2 separate regions of the Homo sapiens genome follow, and region 2 is linked to region 1. Evidence: read pairs that join two places in POLR2A ChIA-PET (ENCODE). Cell type or tissue: OCI-LY7. All regions are shown on one strand. Each heading gives the region's core, and the rest is flanking DNA. Links, peaks and the distances in the headings are about the cores only. Region 1 has its middle 22 kb from the start of PECAM1. Region 2 overlaps ERN1 (endoplasmic reticulum to nucleus signaling 1).

Region 1 (7,642 bases), core at 2,045-4,544:
CACTCATTAATTGATAAGTTAAATAAAATATTTGACACATGTTCATATTATATTTGCATGAGAGTTATGATTTTACTCCTAAAAATTATAAGACTCCGCTATGGAGCTTTTATTTAAATAATAATAACTAATATTTATTGAGTGCTTACATATTTCTCACGTTTCCTTTAATCCTATGAGTCAGTTACTGTTATTACCCTCTTTTTACAAGAGAGAAACAAGACTCTCAGAGAGGTTAGTACTCTTGTCCACGATCCCACAGCTGAAGTGGTGATGCTGGCTGCCTGCCTTCAGCCCTGAGCCCTAATTCCTCACACAGGGCCTCTGGAAGAAAAACATTTCAGGGCCCGGTGCGGTGGCTCACACCTGTAATCCCAGCACTTTGAGAGGCCAAGGCAGGTGGATCGCCTGAGGTCAGGAGTTTGAGACTAGCCTGGCTAACATGATGAAACCCCATCTCTACTAAAAATACAAAAAATTAGCTGAGCATAGTGGTGCACGCCTGTAATCCCAGCTACTCGGGAGGCTGAAGCAGGAGAATTGCTTGAACCCGGGAGGCAGAGGTGAGCCGAGATCACGCCATCGCACACAAGCCTGGGTGACAGAGTGAGACTCTGTCTCAAAAAAAAAAAAAAACACAAAACAGAAAGAAAAACATTTCAGGACTTCTTGAAATACTCCACAATAGAAAAATCTTTGGTCTAGAACAAAGATGGAAGGGATCAAAGTCTGAAACAGTTGAAATACACTGAATGTAACATATGTATTCACCAAGGTTATGCAAGGATGTAATCCTTCACCTTGTTCTATACCACTGTCTCCATGTTTCCTGTTTCTTTAGAGCTTCATTACCTGATTAAACACAATTGAAATAAATAGATACGTAAAAATCAAAAAGGCAGCCAAGTTGGGGTATGAGAATATGCACAGGAAATGGTGCTTCTAGACAGAAATGAGATTCATGTGATTTAGGACCACGTCAGGAGCCTGTGTAAACATTCCTAATACTCAGAATGTGAGAACACATCTGGGCTTGTGGATGAATACCTCCCAAATGTCAAGGACGTGCTTTAATTAGAGCTTTTTAAAAATGGACCAGTTGCAGCCAGCGCTATGGCTGGTGACTGTAATCCCAGCATTTTGGGAAGCTGAGGCGGGAGGATCACTTGAGCCCAGGAGTTCGAGACCCCCCTGGACAACATAGTGAGACACCCCATCTCTACATGAATTTTGTTTTTTAATTAGCCAGGCATGGGGGTACATGCTTGTGGTCCCAGCTACTCGGGAGGCTGAGGTGGGAGGATTGCTTGAGTCGGGAGGTGGAGGCTACTGTGAGCCATGATTGGGCCATGGCACTCCATCCTGAGCAACAGAGCGAGACCCTGTCTCAAAAACAAAACAAACAAATAAACAAAACCCAGAAAACTTGGTTGTGATGGTGTACTGTAGCTTTGCAAAATGTTACCATTAGGGGAAACTGGCACATATCTCTGTATTATTTACTGCAAATGCATGCAAATGTACTATTATCTCAATAAAAATATTTCTATTTAAAAAATAGGGCTGGATGCCATGGCTCACACCTGTAATCCCAGCACTTTTGGAGGCTGAGGCAGGAGGATCACTTGAGGTCAGGAGTTGGAGACCAGCCTTGCCAACATGGTGAAACCCTGTCTCTACTAAAAACACAAAAATTAGCCAGGTGTGGTGGCACGTGCCGTGGGCCCAGCTACTCAGGAGGCTGAGGCAGGAGAATTCGCTTGAACCCGGGAGGTGGAGGTCGCAGTGAGCCGAGATTGCACCACTGCACTCCAGCCTGGGCAATAGACCGAGATTTAGTCTCAAAAAAAACAAAACAAAACAAAACAGAAAACCTTGAATTTTCACATTGCTCTTTAGAATGTGGAAGGAACCTGGAAATTTTCTCTGAGGGTGAGAGGGAGAAAATATGCTCCCAATAAGGGGAAATTCTAAACGGAAAACAAACAGGAACATTTTGCACCTAGAAAAGATCTTGTATATTCAGGGAGGTAAAGGGGATTTCTGCAAATCATTGTGAGATGCATTGACAAGCCTCAGCTCCTAAATGAAATGTTTTTCTCCCAGGTCGTTTGAAGGCCAGTTTCCCCAGAAAGCTACTCTTAGATGAACCTCTCTTAAGAGAGAGATGGGCAAGTAGGAGGTGCTCTTAGCTCCCTCTCTCCCATCCCCCATAGGATGAGGCTACAGAGGAATCCCTTAGGTCAACTTACAGAGAAGGACCCTGAGGCCCTGAGGTTGGCCATGTCTTGTCTGTGTGGCCAGCAAGGGGACTGCTGGGCCTGGCAGTGTCTCAGGACTTCCTGGCCAGGGAGCTTCCTTTGTTGTCTCTGGAATCCCCCCTTGCCCTGTGTCCTTGAGTCTAGGACCTGGCACAGGTACATGTGATGCCATGCCCAGGGTGCTGTAATCCAGGCACTGGCCTCTAAGGAATGGTTACGGAGGGCCAGACCAAGTCCAGCAGAGCCAGCTCTCACCAGGCCTGTGCAGTGGGTGAGCATATGTGATGGGAGGACATATGCAGTGGGTGGGCATATGTAGTGAGTGGGTATACGTAGTGAGTGGGTATATGTAGTGAGTGGGTATATGTAGTGGATGGGCATATGCAGTGAGTGGGTATATGCGGTGGGTGGGCATATGCAGTGGATGGGTATATGCAGTGGATAGGCATGTGTAATGGGCAAGCATATGCAATGGGTGGGCATATGCAGGGGTTGGGTATATGCAGTGGATAGGCACACGCACTAGGTGGGAATGTCATGGGTGGGCATATGTCATGGGTGGGCACATGAAATGGACAGGCATATGTCATGAGTGGGCATATGCAGTGAGTGGGCACATGCAGTGGATGGGCATGTGCAGTGGGTGGGCATATGCAGTGGGTGGGCATGTGCAGTGGGTGGGCATGTGCAGTGGGTGGGCATATGCTGTGGGTGGGCATACGCAGTGGATGGGCATGTGCAGTGGATGGGCATGTGCAGTGGGTGGGCATACGCAGTGGGTGGGCATACACAGTGGGTGGGCATGTGCAGTGGGTGGGCATGTGCAGGGGGTGGGCATACGCAGTGGGTGGGCATACGCAGTGGGTGGGCATATGCAGTGGGTGGGCATATGCAGTGGGTGGGCATATGTGATGGGTAGGCATATGCAGTGAGTGGGCAAATGCAGTGGGTGGGCATATGTCATGGGTGGGCATATGCAGGGCTGGGCACCTGCAGCAAGTGGGTTGTCGCGGGAGACTTTGCCCACACTAAGAGACTCTGAGTTTCAGTTTTCTGCCGCCTAACATGATATACTTGCGACTGCCTGTAAATCCATTTTTAACCCCCAACTAGGGAAGCTGAAGGAAGAGGAACAGCAGGGCCACCAGCTCAGCCCGGTGGCTGCATTGTTCTCCCCTGACATTGTTCTCAGGCCGGCTCTGCTTACCCAGAAGGCCCCCGTAACCCCTGGGGAATCCGATGAGATTGTTTTTCCCAAGACTGGGCTCTTCAGGTGTGAGCTGCAGTTCTTGGGCCACGTAGGTTACTGTGGCATTTCTGCAGCAGGAAAGAGGAAGGAACTTCTGATCTGTGGGGCAACGGCATCAACAATGTGCACCCCCACCAGCCGGCAGCGCGAAGAGGAAAGGAGCTCAGTTTCCATAGTGATAAATCACGAGGAAGGGAGCCTGGAGGGAGCCGGCAGTAAGACTTCTCCCTTCCCCTGGCTCCCTGCAAACGCATTCCCAATGCCAGAGTCAGTTAGCCGCCTGGCGCCTCTCCAGACTGAGCCCCCAGAACCGCAGGTAGAGGAAGACGGAAGGGGCTCTGCCAGATGGAAAACAAATTCCCAGCTCCTCTTCAATGTGTCAGTAAGGCATGGGTGCCCGAGCGGATGCGTCGGGGCCCAGGGCTGTGCCACACCTGGGTGGCCACCACATGCGAAGCTCTCGATGCATGCCACCTACATTATTCCATTCCATTCTCTTCTATTACGCCCTACACACGACTGTGTTCTATTAAATGAGCCCACAGCACAGGTGCTATTAGCCCTTTTATCACAGAAGAACAAACAGGCCTTGTGAGGGAGAGAGATGCACCAGAGACAATTCACCAAGTTAACAATAGCTCCTGAAGGTCTCAAGGCTCTCTTCTGAGATTCTTTCTCTTGCCAAAATCAGACTATTTTCCCCAAAGAAAACATTTGAGTTTTTTTGAAATGTTCTGGGAAGTCGTTTATCCCAAACGTCATCAGCCACTCTTTATGCAGGCCACGGTCTCTTGCCTGTAACCCTTGCATGTGCTGTTCCTTCTGCTTGAAATGCTGTTCCCTGCTTCCTTGGTCAGCTAACTCCTCAGGGTACTTGTCTCATCCCTCCTTCCCAGTAGCTCAGATGCCTTGCTTTCTGGGCTCCCACAGAACTTACACCATATTATGAAGCAACACAGAGTAATAGTAGGAGAAAAGGCTCTTCTAGGCCCAGACTAGCTGTGTGACCTCAGGGGATTTGCTTAACTTCTCTGAGCCTTGATTTCTTCATAGGCAAGATGGAGAGAATGCGAGCATCTGCCTCACAGTGTGTCTGTGAGGATTGGACATTAACATATGTAAAGCTCTTAGAAAATGCTTGCCTGCGGTTAATGCTCTAGAAACATTAGTCACTAAAGAATTAAGTTCTTAAAGCAAGAGCCATTCTTCATGGATATCTCTAGATCTAGAGGCTTAGGCCCAACTGGGTATGGAGCAAATGTCACTCTGGATTCGTGGGAGACTATTTTCCAGCTACACTTTAGGCAACAGGCACGGTGCTAGGCACCTTGATTCATAAGATTTAATTTAGTTAAGTCATTCCAGGACTGGTCTCAGATAGCCCAGGACCAGCATTTTGTCACTGTAGCCTGCAGCATTCTCGAATGGCCCTCTGATCACCTGATATCCCCTCCAGACTTCCTGCCCTGCCCAGGCCTGAAAAGAGTCCCCACACTCAGTGACAGGTGAAGAGGCCCTCAGCCTTGCCACAACAGGGGTTACCCATGTGGTCTGTAAACACCAAGAGATTTAAATAATGGACATACCTGCATCCCAGGGGCCACTCAGACGGCAAAAGACAAACCCCACCTTGGGCAGCCACTCTCCTCCATGGTTCCACTTGAAAAAATGAAATGAAACTCTTCATGCAAATACTCGGGTGCTAAACAGTTATGTAACAGCCAAGTCTCTCCACTTAAAAATACAGTCTTCTCCAAATCTATAGAGACAGGATGCCGACCAGAGGTTGCCTGGGACTTGGAGAGGGATCGGAGGACGACTGCCATTGGGCAAGAGGGAACTTTTGGGGGTGAAGAAAATGTGCTCAACTGGATCGTGGTGATGCTTGTACAACTCTGTCTTCACAAATTGTAGGGTTCCCGAATTTCGTCAATAAAGATACAGGATGCCCATTTAAATTTCAGATAAGCAATAAATACTATTTTTAATATAAGTATGTCTCAGATGGGACATCCTTGCATATTGCATGGGATATACTTACACTAAGAAAGTATTTGCTGGGCTGGGCGCAGTGGCTCACGCCTGTAATCCCAGCACTTCGGGAGGCTGAGGCAGGTGGATCACCTGAGGTTGGGAGTTCGAGACCAGCCTGTCCAACATGGAGAAACCCTGTCTCTACTAAAAATACAAAATTAGCTGGGTATGGTGGCACATGCCTGCAATCCCAGCTACTCGGGAGGCTGAGGCAGGAGAATCGCTTGAACCCGGGAGGCGGAGGTTGCAGTGGGCCAAGATTGCGCCATTGCACTCCAGCCTGGGCAACAAGGGCGAAACTCCATCTCAAAAAAAGAAAAGAAAAGAAAAGAAAACATTTGCTGTTTACCGGCGCGATCTCGGCTCACTGCAGCCTCCGCCTCCCTGGTTCAAGCGATTCTCCTGCCTCCGTCTCCCAAGTAGTTGGAATTACAGGTGCGCGATCTCAGCTCACTGCAGCTTCCGCCTCCCTGGTTCAAGCGATTGTCCTGCCTCAGTCTCCCAAGTAGTTGGAATTACAGGTACGCAACACAAACCCAGCTAATTTTTGTATGTTTAGTAGGGGCGGGGGTTTCACCACTTTGGCCAGGCTGGTCTCGAACTCCTGACCTCAACTGATCTGCCTGCCTAGGCCTCCCAAAGTGCTGGGATTACAGGTGTGAGCCACTGTGCCCAGCCTGGAATTCACATTTAACTGGATATCCTGTATTTTATGTGCAAGCCTAACTAAGAGACCCTGAATTAATTGTACACTTATAATGGGTGAGTTTTATGGTAGGTAAAGCTGTTAAATTTAGCACAATGCCTAGAATAATATTGTTGCTTAAAAAAACACAGCTTTGGCTGGGCAGGGTGGCTCACACCTGTAATCCCAGCACTTTGGGAGGCCAAGGCAGGTGGATCGCCTAAGGTCAGGAGTTCAAGACCAGCCTGGCCAACATGGTAAAACCCCATCTGTACTAAAAATACAAAAAAAATTAGCCGGGCCTGGTGGCAGGTGCCTGTAATCCCAGCTACTAGGGAGGCTGAGGCAGGAGAATTGCTTGAACCCGGGAGGTAGAGGTTGCAGTGAGCTAACATCACACCACTGCACTCCAGCCTGGGTAGCAAGAGCAAAACTCCATCTCAAAGAAAACAAAAACAAACAAACAAAAAAACCCCCAGCTTTACCTTCCATGCACTTCCTCCCCACTGTCACCTCTAGCAAAATACAACTGCAAAAACCATCCCACCTTCCCAGGAACCCATAGAAGCCACCAAGGTAGGAAATACGTTTTTTTTTTTTTGAGATGGAATTTCGCTCTTGTTGCCCAGGCTGGAGTGCAATGGTGCGATCTCCACTCGCTGCAACCTCCGCCTCCCAGGTTCAAGTGATTCTCCTGCCTCAGCCTCCGCGAGTAGCTGGAATTACAGGCATGGGCCACCATGCCCGGCTCATTTTGTATTTTTAGTAGGGACAGTGTTTCTCCATGTTGGACAGGCTGGTCTTGAACTCCCAACCTCAGATGATCCACCCGCCTTGGCCTCCCAAAGTGCTGGGATTACAGGCGTGAGCCACTGCGCCCGGCCAATAGGAAATACATTCTAAACAGTCACGTTAGCTTTGTCTTCCCGGTGCCCACGGCCTGCGGAGGGCAAGACTCAAGGTCAGAAACATCACAGGACAGGCCGGGCGCAGTGGCTCATGCCTATAACCCCAGCCCTTTGGGAGGCTGAGGCAGGCAGATCACTTGACATCAAGAGTTCAAGACCAGCTTGGCCAACATGGTGAAACCCCATCTCTAACTAGAAATACAAAAATTAGCCAGGCATGGTGGCACACGCCTGTAGTCCCTCCCAGGTACTCGGGAGGCTGAGGCAGGAGAATTGCTTGAACCCAGGAGGCAGAGGTTGCAGTGAGCCAAGATCGTACCCTTGCAGTCCAGTCTGGGTGACAGAGCAAGACTCCATCTCAAAACAAACAAACAACAACAACAAAAAGAAAGAAACACCACAGGACAAACCGGAGAGTTGGGAACAGTCCTCTCCTTGTTGGATGCTCCAAATACTAAAATCAACCACCTACCCCGTTTTGCTGCCCAGAAATTAGAGAAATATA
Region 2 (7,642 bases), core at 3,211-5,710, 320 kb before region 1:
GTTGATTCCTAGGTTCTTCCCCCAGGAAGCTGGCTTTGTAGGTAGAGACAAGGAATTTGCCTTTATAACCCAAGCTGGGTGATTGAGCCATGTGGGGAAACTACACTGCTCCGAATCCTCTGTTCCACCTTCCTGCCTTCTTACCTTCCTCCACTCACTGCCCTCCGGCCCCTACCCTCAGAATAAGATCAGAACTGCCACTGTCAAGTTCCCGTGATCAAAACCAACACTTGCAAATCCTCCGCATGGCATCTGAGGATGTTCTCCCTTGGACTCCTGACCCAGTCCCACTTGCAACTGCTATGGGTGTCTCAGCCCAAGGCCATACCCCCAGGACCTGCTCCTCAGTTCACATTCCCCAGATTGGCTAGTGGGTCCCACTTCCACCCAGTCACACAACCTAGAAACTCAGGAAGTCCCCAAACCAGTCCCTTTTAAGTGTACCTCTAGCAGTGACTGTAAATGTTTTGGGTTGGCCCTTTTGAAAAGTATTTAAGGGAGAGGGACAGGGATTACCCCGCATTGATAATTATTGAAGCTGGGTGCTGGGTACATGGTTTCATGATACTACTCTTCTTACTTTGGGGTATGTATAAAGTTTTTATAAAATGAAAAGTTAAAAAAAAAGCTAAAAACAGAAGCTATTTAAGGCAAACATCTGCAATAGGTTGGAGAGAATGGCCTGTTCCTCCTGCTCTCACCTGTGGCATAATTCTGAAGAGCCTGCTCTTCCAGTTGCACAGGGCACAGAGAGACTGAAGGGAAACCCAAGTTAAGAGCATGAAGGACCCTGTCAGGACCATCCCAGGCTTCCCTAAATGCAGGGCTGGCAAAATTCGTGAGGGCCTGGGGAAAACATGGGGTGATAAGTCAGCTGAACAGAAAAATGTCTTTGATGCAATCAACCAAAATTTAAATAATTGTTTCAAACCAGACTTCGAGATTGACGGCCTCTCTCTGGAGGTAGCTCTGGGCAGACTTCCTTCCATGTAGGAAGAAGTAAGATCCCTTTGATTACAGAAGCCACAAGAACAGGTTGCTCACTTAACTGGAGCTCAAGGAGCCTTGCAAGATCCTTCTCTTATCTTTCCCAGATGAGCACGGATATTTCTGGAACACCCTGCTTTTGCTTTTCCGTTGGACTCTAGATGACCTCTGGCTTTACTGCCCTCCTCCACCTTGTTCTTTCTGACCCCATCTGACCACCCTTCTGACCCCCATAACGCAGCAATGGAAATCAGCTCTCTCTTCTGCACAACTAAGATATTACCACACAGTTAGAAAGTCCCCAAACCAGTCCCTTCTAAGTGTAACCCTAGCAGTGATTTTAAATGTTCTGGGTTGGTATTCAAAATACCTTTTGAAAGGTATTTAAGGACCCAAAGAGCAGAGATGAAGTCTCAAATGCTTTATAGTCTGTGTAATCCTCTACACACATGCACCCCCATTCCCCGCCGAGGAGGAAGAGGACTGACAACCCTGCTACTAGTAACTTTCTGTTGAGATGCGCCAAACACATCTCAGAAACAACTGTCAGATATCTGCTTCAGCTGGGTTCTCTGTTAAGTGCCATGCAGGATAAAGAAGGGAGCTTATGGTTTGAGTTACGAAGCTAATACACATGAACCACACATAACGAACTGCTAGAACATGGGGCATGCACCACAGGCTTTCCTAGGTGGGGACCGGAATACTCGGAGCAGAAAACCCTCATAAAGGCAGCCGGCCCCAAGCACAGGGATGACAAGACAACATGAGTGAAAAAATGTCACTGTGTTCACGGGACAGAGGACGCAGGCTCAGTAAGTGTGACATGTTCCTCCTGAGGAACAACACAAATGAAGCTGGACTGCAGGCAGTGACACCATGGGGAAGAAAGCCTTGAAAACTTTGTGATGTGGAATGTTGGTCACTAGAGTCCAACTGGAAGCCTCTGAGAAAAAGAGGAATGTGGGCCGGGCGCAGTGGCTCACGCCTGTAATCCCAGCACTTTGGGAGGCCAAGGTGGGTGGATCATGAGGTCAGGAGATCGAAACCATCCTGGCTAACATGGTGAAACCTTCTCTCTACTAAAAATACAAAAAATTAGCCGGGCATGGTGGCAGGCACGTGTAGTCCCAGCTACTCAGGAGGCTGAGGCAGGAGAATGGCGTGAACCTGGGAGGCAGAGCTTGCAGTGAGCCGAGATCGTGCCACTGCACCCCAGCCTGGGCAAAAGAGTGAGAATCCATCTCAAAAAAAAAAAAAAAAAAAAAAAAAAAGAGGAACGTGACACAGGGTGAGCATCCCAAATCCGAAAATCCAAAATCTGAAATGTTCCAAAATCTGAAGCCTGAGCGCCAACGTGATGTGCAAAGGAAATGCTCACTGGAACATTTTGGGTTTCAGATTTTCAGATTTGAGATGTTCAACTGGTAAATATAATGCAAATATTCCAAACCTAAAAAAATCCAAAATCAGAAACACTTCAGGTCCCAAGCATTTCGGGTAAGGGATATTCAACCTGTACAAGTCCTCTGAAGGCAAGTTAGACAGGCGGGCATTGAGGCACAAAATGAAGGGAAAAAGGGAGAAGGAATCACAAAGGTGCTGCAACAGATAGACCCGAGCCGGGGTGGAGGGGAGTCAGAAACAGACAGGAGGGAAAAGAGTGTCAGCAAAACTGAGCCCTGTCTAGATAAATGCAGTGGGAGAAAGGAACGATTTAAAGGTGACATGGAGATTTTAACCCTGGCTGACAGGTAACAGTGAAACTAGAAAGGCATAGTCTGAATGAGGTAAACAACTGCTATTTTCTCAAGAATGTGCTTAAGGTTCTAATACTGTTTTCTTATTAAAAAAAAAAATTACTGGCAGAAACAAAGCCATTCACCCTTCCTTAACTCAAACCTTCAGTCTCCCAAATATGTTTCATACATTCGAGTGGCCCAATTAGGGAGTACTTCTCCCCAGTGGCAGCTCATTCCTTCCCTCCAGAGAAAAAGCACTTCATTAACCTAAGCCATAAACTCCCATTAAAGCTGTTAGGTCCAAATTTTAAGACAGAAAGTCTCAAACATTCTTTACAGTTCAGCTTTCATGAGGAAAGCATTTTTTTTTAAAGACATCTAATCAAAAGCTCCTCAATTTCTAATCTCAGCAGAACTGGAAAAGGATGTAATAAGTTTTCTTTGGAGGTAACCTCCATAAGTCACGAAGTGTCACACTTGGCAAAGACGATCACATAGAAATGACCAAGTAATCCGGAAAACTGCCCATACTAAAAGCAGCTGAAGTCTACTGCGTTCTCATTTATCTCTACTTTGGCAGAAGTAACTCAGGCCAAAAAACACACTGAACGTTATAATCAATCATGAAGGCACTGAAGACAATTCAACACTACAGCCTGTGTCCAAATGCCTCTCAGGATGTCATAACTTCACAGAATTCATTCCTGAGTGATGGAGTGCCATCAAACCAGACACTCAAAAGTGAACAAAGGGACAGGTAACTAAGTCACAGACAAAATAAGGCACTTTATCCATGTACTTCAACAATCACAACCATATTCCAACACACACCAACCAATGCTGCAAAGACGACCCATCGGAGCTGAGATCCACGCTACTACGTGTGTGGCAGCTGCTAAGAGGAGCCATCCGAAATGAGAAATGCATTACTTTGAAGCAAGTCCCAAAAATAAGGGAAGAAAGTGAGTGGGGGTGCAGGTGAACAAGGCTAGATACAAACCAGTCCCTGTTGAAGCTGAGTGATGAGTACATGGGGGTTCTTTACATAATACTTCTACATTTGGATATGTTTTAAACCGTCTATGTTTAAAAGTAAAATACAAAAAAAGAAAGAACCAACACATTTCCAAGATGCTCAAAAGTAAAAACAGGTTTCTCTCACAGCCCCTTTCATAAAACTTAATTTTCAATCCTTCACAACAATGAAGAGGAAATAAACACCTTTCTTATACTTAAGCAGTGAGGGTAAAAAGGTAGATGATGCATATTGTAAGCCTAGAAAAGTCCTTGAGAGAAAACAGGTTAGATCTATTAACAAAACATCATCACTTTTCACAATTTCCCCTTCTCATGTTTCCATTGCACTTCTGAAGACAGATCTCCAACTCTTCCAGAGTCCCACACACTGCCTAAAGCAGGACAGAAAAACCAACTGCCAAAGGCCATGCAAAACTCAAGATCAGAAACCAGAACCGGAAACTGTCATGACTATGATACAAGCAACAAATGATTCATCCTGAGAAGGCAGTCAAGTCCCATTTGTTTCTCAGGACTCCCAAAAGACGTCCAGGCAGAAGAGTTCTGGGACCCGAGTCAGCATCAAGTGCCTTGGACATTTACTGAGCATCCTGGCTGCCCAGAGCCCCAGTAAGGAGGTAGAAATCCACTAGGAAGCAAATGAGAACAAAAATTTACAACACAAGCCAGAAGTGCCACAACAGAGGGTTCAGAAAAGCACCTCCAGAACCCAGAGAAAAAATGGGCTCACCCTGCTTGAGAAGCCAGGGAGGTAAATGGGGTCTTCACAGATGAACAGGAGCTTGTCTAACATTGCAGGCTGCTGGTAGAGAGGGAGCATGAGCAAAGGCCAGAGGTCTCCAAGGCCTGGTAAGGAGTTACATGGCTGCAAGTAGGGCACCTGCTGGGCAGGGGAGGGAGCCCAGGGAGTTGGGGCGGGGGGGCGGCGGTGAGAGACCACGAATGGCCTTGCACATGCACTAAGGAGCTTAGACTTGACCCTGTGGAGCAGCACTTCTCAAACTAGCAGTGGTGAAGGGCCAGTTGTTGAAACGGCCAACCCATCATGGATGATGCTCACGCTCCCTATTTATCCTTTCCTCATCATTCACAGGTAACACACCACACACACTGATGCAGGCACAACGCCACCACTATAGACAACACCAAGAGCATTTCAGCAGGCAGGGGTACAGCTAGGTCCAATTGGTCTTTTTGGGGGTGTATCTGAGGGCAGTGTGATGAGTGAACGAGAGGGCTAAGGTGCGGGGGGCATGGATGGTGGTCAGGAGGCTGCTGCATTCACCTAGGAAATAAGTGCCAAGAGCCTGGCTAAGGCACCAGCAATGGGGCCAGAGAGGAGTCAGGTTTGCAGGGTCCTTCCCAGTCTGCATGACAGGGCTTGGTGACCACTGGGCATCAAGGGGGAAGTAGCACAGCATCATTCTATTTTCTCTAGTTTCTATACTGCTTGGCCGTGATTCTGTCAGCACAGGGAGGAACTGTGGCAAGAGGCACATGTTTAGAAAGAGACACTCACGTGAGAATAAAATTGTCTTCAAATTTCAAATAACTTTGTTCTGACTCTTCCCTCCTAAGAAATCTCCAGTATTATGTCCTGTTTTGTTCACCTGCTGTATACTCAGAACCTGGAGTAGTATCTGGATAGCTTTATCATTTATCTAAATGTCCACTCAAGGGACATCTCCGGAGTCTGGGCCCAGCTGGCTAGGAGAGTAGTCATATTGCATATTTAGCAGATTTTCATGATTAGTAAAGAATGGTTCTAATTTGACCCAGCTCTTCATGCCTACTATTATTGGAAAGGAGACAGAAAAGAATAGAGCAGGGTTGCTATAGAATAACCTGTAATTTGATGGGGATTTGAGTGTTAAATATCAGCATTAACTAGTATTTTAAGGTGAGCTCAAGAAGCCCTACACCAGCCCTGGAAATACTAAAGAAAGTCCTCTCAACTCCATCAGGCCAAAGCAAGCTAATCTAAAACAAAACATGATGGCAACATTCTCAGTTTGCATTTCGTCTAAAAGTACAGAGATGAAATATATTCAACTCTATTCACTGGTGAGGTTTTAGAGAAAGACAGACTACAGCTACAAAATCAGTGCTTAGAAGGATGGCCCCTAAAGTAAAATGTCACAACCCAAATGAGTTCCAGAAAACAAAACGCATTTTCTCTATTACGTATAATTTGCCACTATGGTGTAAGAAACCACCATTTCTGGGAACTACAACACGTTTGGCTGAGGAACAAAAGCACCTGCCAAACCACCACAGAAAGCAAAAAAAAAAAGTAAATAAATACATAAAAATGTCCAGTTCATTGGCTCCTGAAAAAAGTAAACAGCCGAATGGAGTTGCAGGCCTCTATTCTGAAGAACCCCAGTTTGGTGAGTTAAAGGTATGTGTTTGCATCAGCAAGTTTATTCCATTCAGCTCTGAATCCCTCTTTGAGACTCAGACCCAAGCTTGTATCCTCTCTTGTCTGGACTAGTGCAGTACACCCCTGCCTGGCCTCCCAGTTTCTTCCTGGCCCCATCTGTTCAGTTTCAACACAGCACTTGTTGATCTTGTAAAGTGGAGGCCATGTGCCTTACTCTGCTCAGACTACTATAACAAAATACCATAGACTAGAGGGCTTGAACAACAGAAATTTATTTCTTATGGTTCTGGAAGCTGGAAGTCTGAGATTGGTTTCTGGTGAGGGCTCTCTTCTTGGCTTGCAGACGGCCACCTTCTCACCATGTCCTCACATGGTGGAGAGAGAATGAGCGAGCTCTGGTCTCTCCCTTCTCATAAGGACACTCATCCATCCTAAGGGCCCCATCTTCATGATTATCTCCCAAAGGCCCCATCTCAAAGTACCATCACACTGAGGGCCAGGGCTTCAGCTTATGAATGGCAGTGGAAGGATGACACAAATATTCAGTCCAGAACAACAGGGCATGTTGCTCCTTGCCTCAGGTTCCTCCAACGGCTGAGGAAAAGCCAATGTCCTCACACCAGCCACTAGGCCCTACACCAGTGGTATCCGTAGGGAGAGCACAGCTCCCCAGGGAATGCTTGAGAAATCGATGAAGGTATTTTCTGGTGGTCACAGAGACTAGCGGACTTTACAGGCACTAAGTGTGGGGGACCAGGGATGCTAGCGGTCCTGTACAACCAAGGATTGCCCTGCATCTGCATGCCACTCTGATGTCCTGCCAGACATTCTCATGGGCCAAAACCCTTTACTAATTATCCGAGGCTATAGCCTGTTTTACACATAAGCACAAATGTACTTTTTCATAATATACAGAATTTTCTTGGAACGTAACTACTGTGTAAGGCAGGTAAGGCTGTACTTCTTTTGTTTGAAACACTACCAAGAACAGTTCACCGTCCTGGAAATCCAGTTGCCGTGGCTATGGTGGTAAACTATCCTGCACTTGTCTCCATCTGCATCAACAGGCACAGCATTTGTTCCTGGGGGGAGTGTCAGCGTGTGTCCGAGCATTTACATGCTATATCTATGTGATTAAAAAAATACTTTCCTATTATTTGTTTTAGATTACCAGTTCGGTAATATGTTTATTTCTTTTTGAAACTGTGTATACGTAGTTTACTGACTATAAATTTTGTTTCAGTAAGCAACTTTATAGTACATGTGAAGTAAAGGAAGCGCTGGGTCCCTCCTGCCCTGTATGACTGGCCCATCTCTCTCTGAGCTGATCTCCTCCCGCCACATCAACTCTGTGCTCCTCCTCTACCGTGCCAGGGACACTCCCATCCTTTCTTTTTTTTTTTTTTTTTAAGGACACTCCACCTTTGACCCGCTATGCCGGCTGTCTACAAGACTCCCTTGCCTCCTTGAGCTCTTGCTCAAATGACACCTT

What was found. ChIA-PET counts read pairs that join two places held together with the same protein. Peaks named below come from ENCODE experiments on the same cell type or tissue, not always from the same donor. Only the 100,000 strongest peaks of a DNase experiment are listed, where the experiment ranks them.
Region 2: POLR2A ChIA-PET joins it to region 1 with 11 read pairs; 1 of 35 experiments calls an interaction of 5 or more read pairs at or near these places.

What each region holds. Positions count from the first base shown.
Region 1 is chr17:64,408,618-64,416,259 of GRCh38, forward strand. No RefSeq gene overlaps it. Among named protein-coding and RNA genes, the nearest start is that of PECAM1, 22 kb to the left of the region's middle. In OCI-LY7, for the core only: no CTCF peak of the experiment used is centred there; DNase peaks (open chromatin) are centred at 3,504 and 4,004; H3K4me3 peaks cover 1,808 bases; H3K27ac peaks cover 2,069 bases.
Region 2 is chr17:64,087,085-64,094,726 of GRCh38, forward strand. All of the region lies in intron 2 of ERN1 (endoplasmic reticulum to nucleus signaling 1), which reads right to left. Among named protein-coding and RNA genes, the nearest start is that of ERN1, 39 kb to the right of the region's middle. In OCI-LY7, for the core only: no CTCF peak of the experiment used is centred there; a DNase peak (open chromatin) is centred at 4,197; H3K4me3 peaks cover 556 bases; H3K27ac peaks cover 981 bases.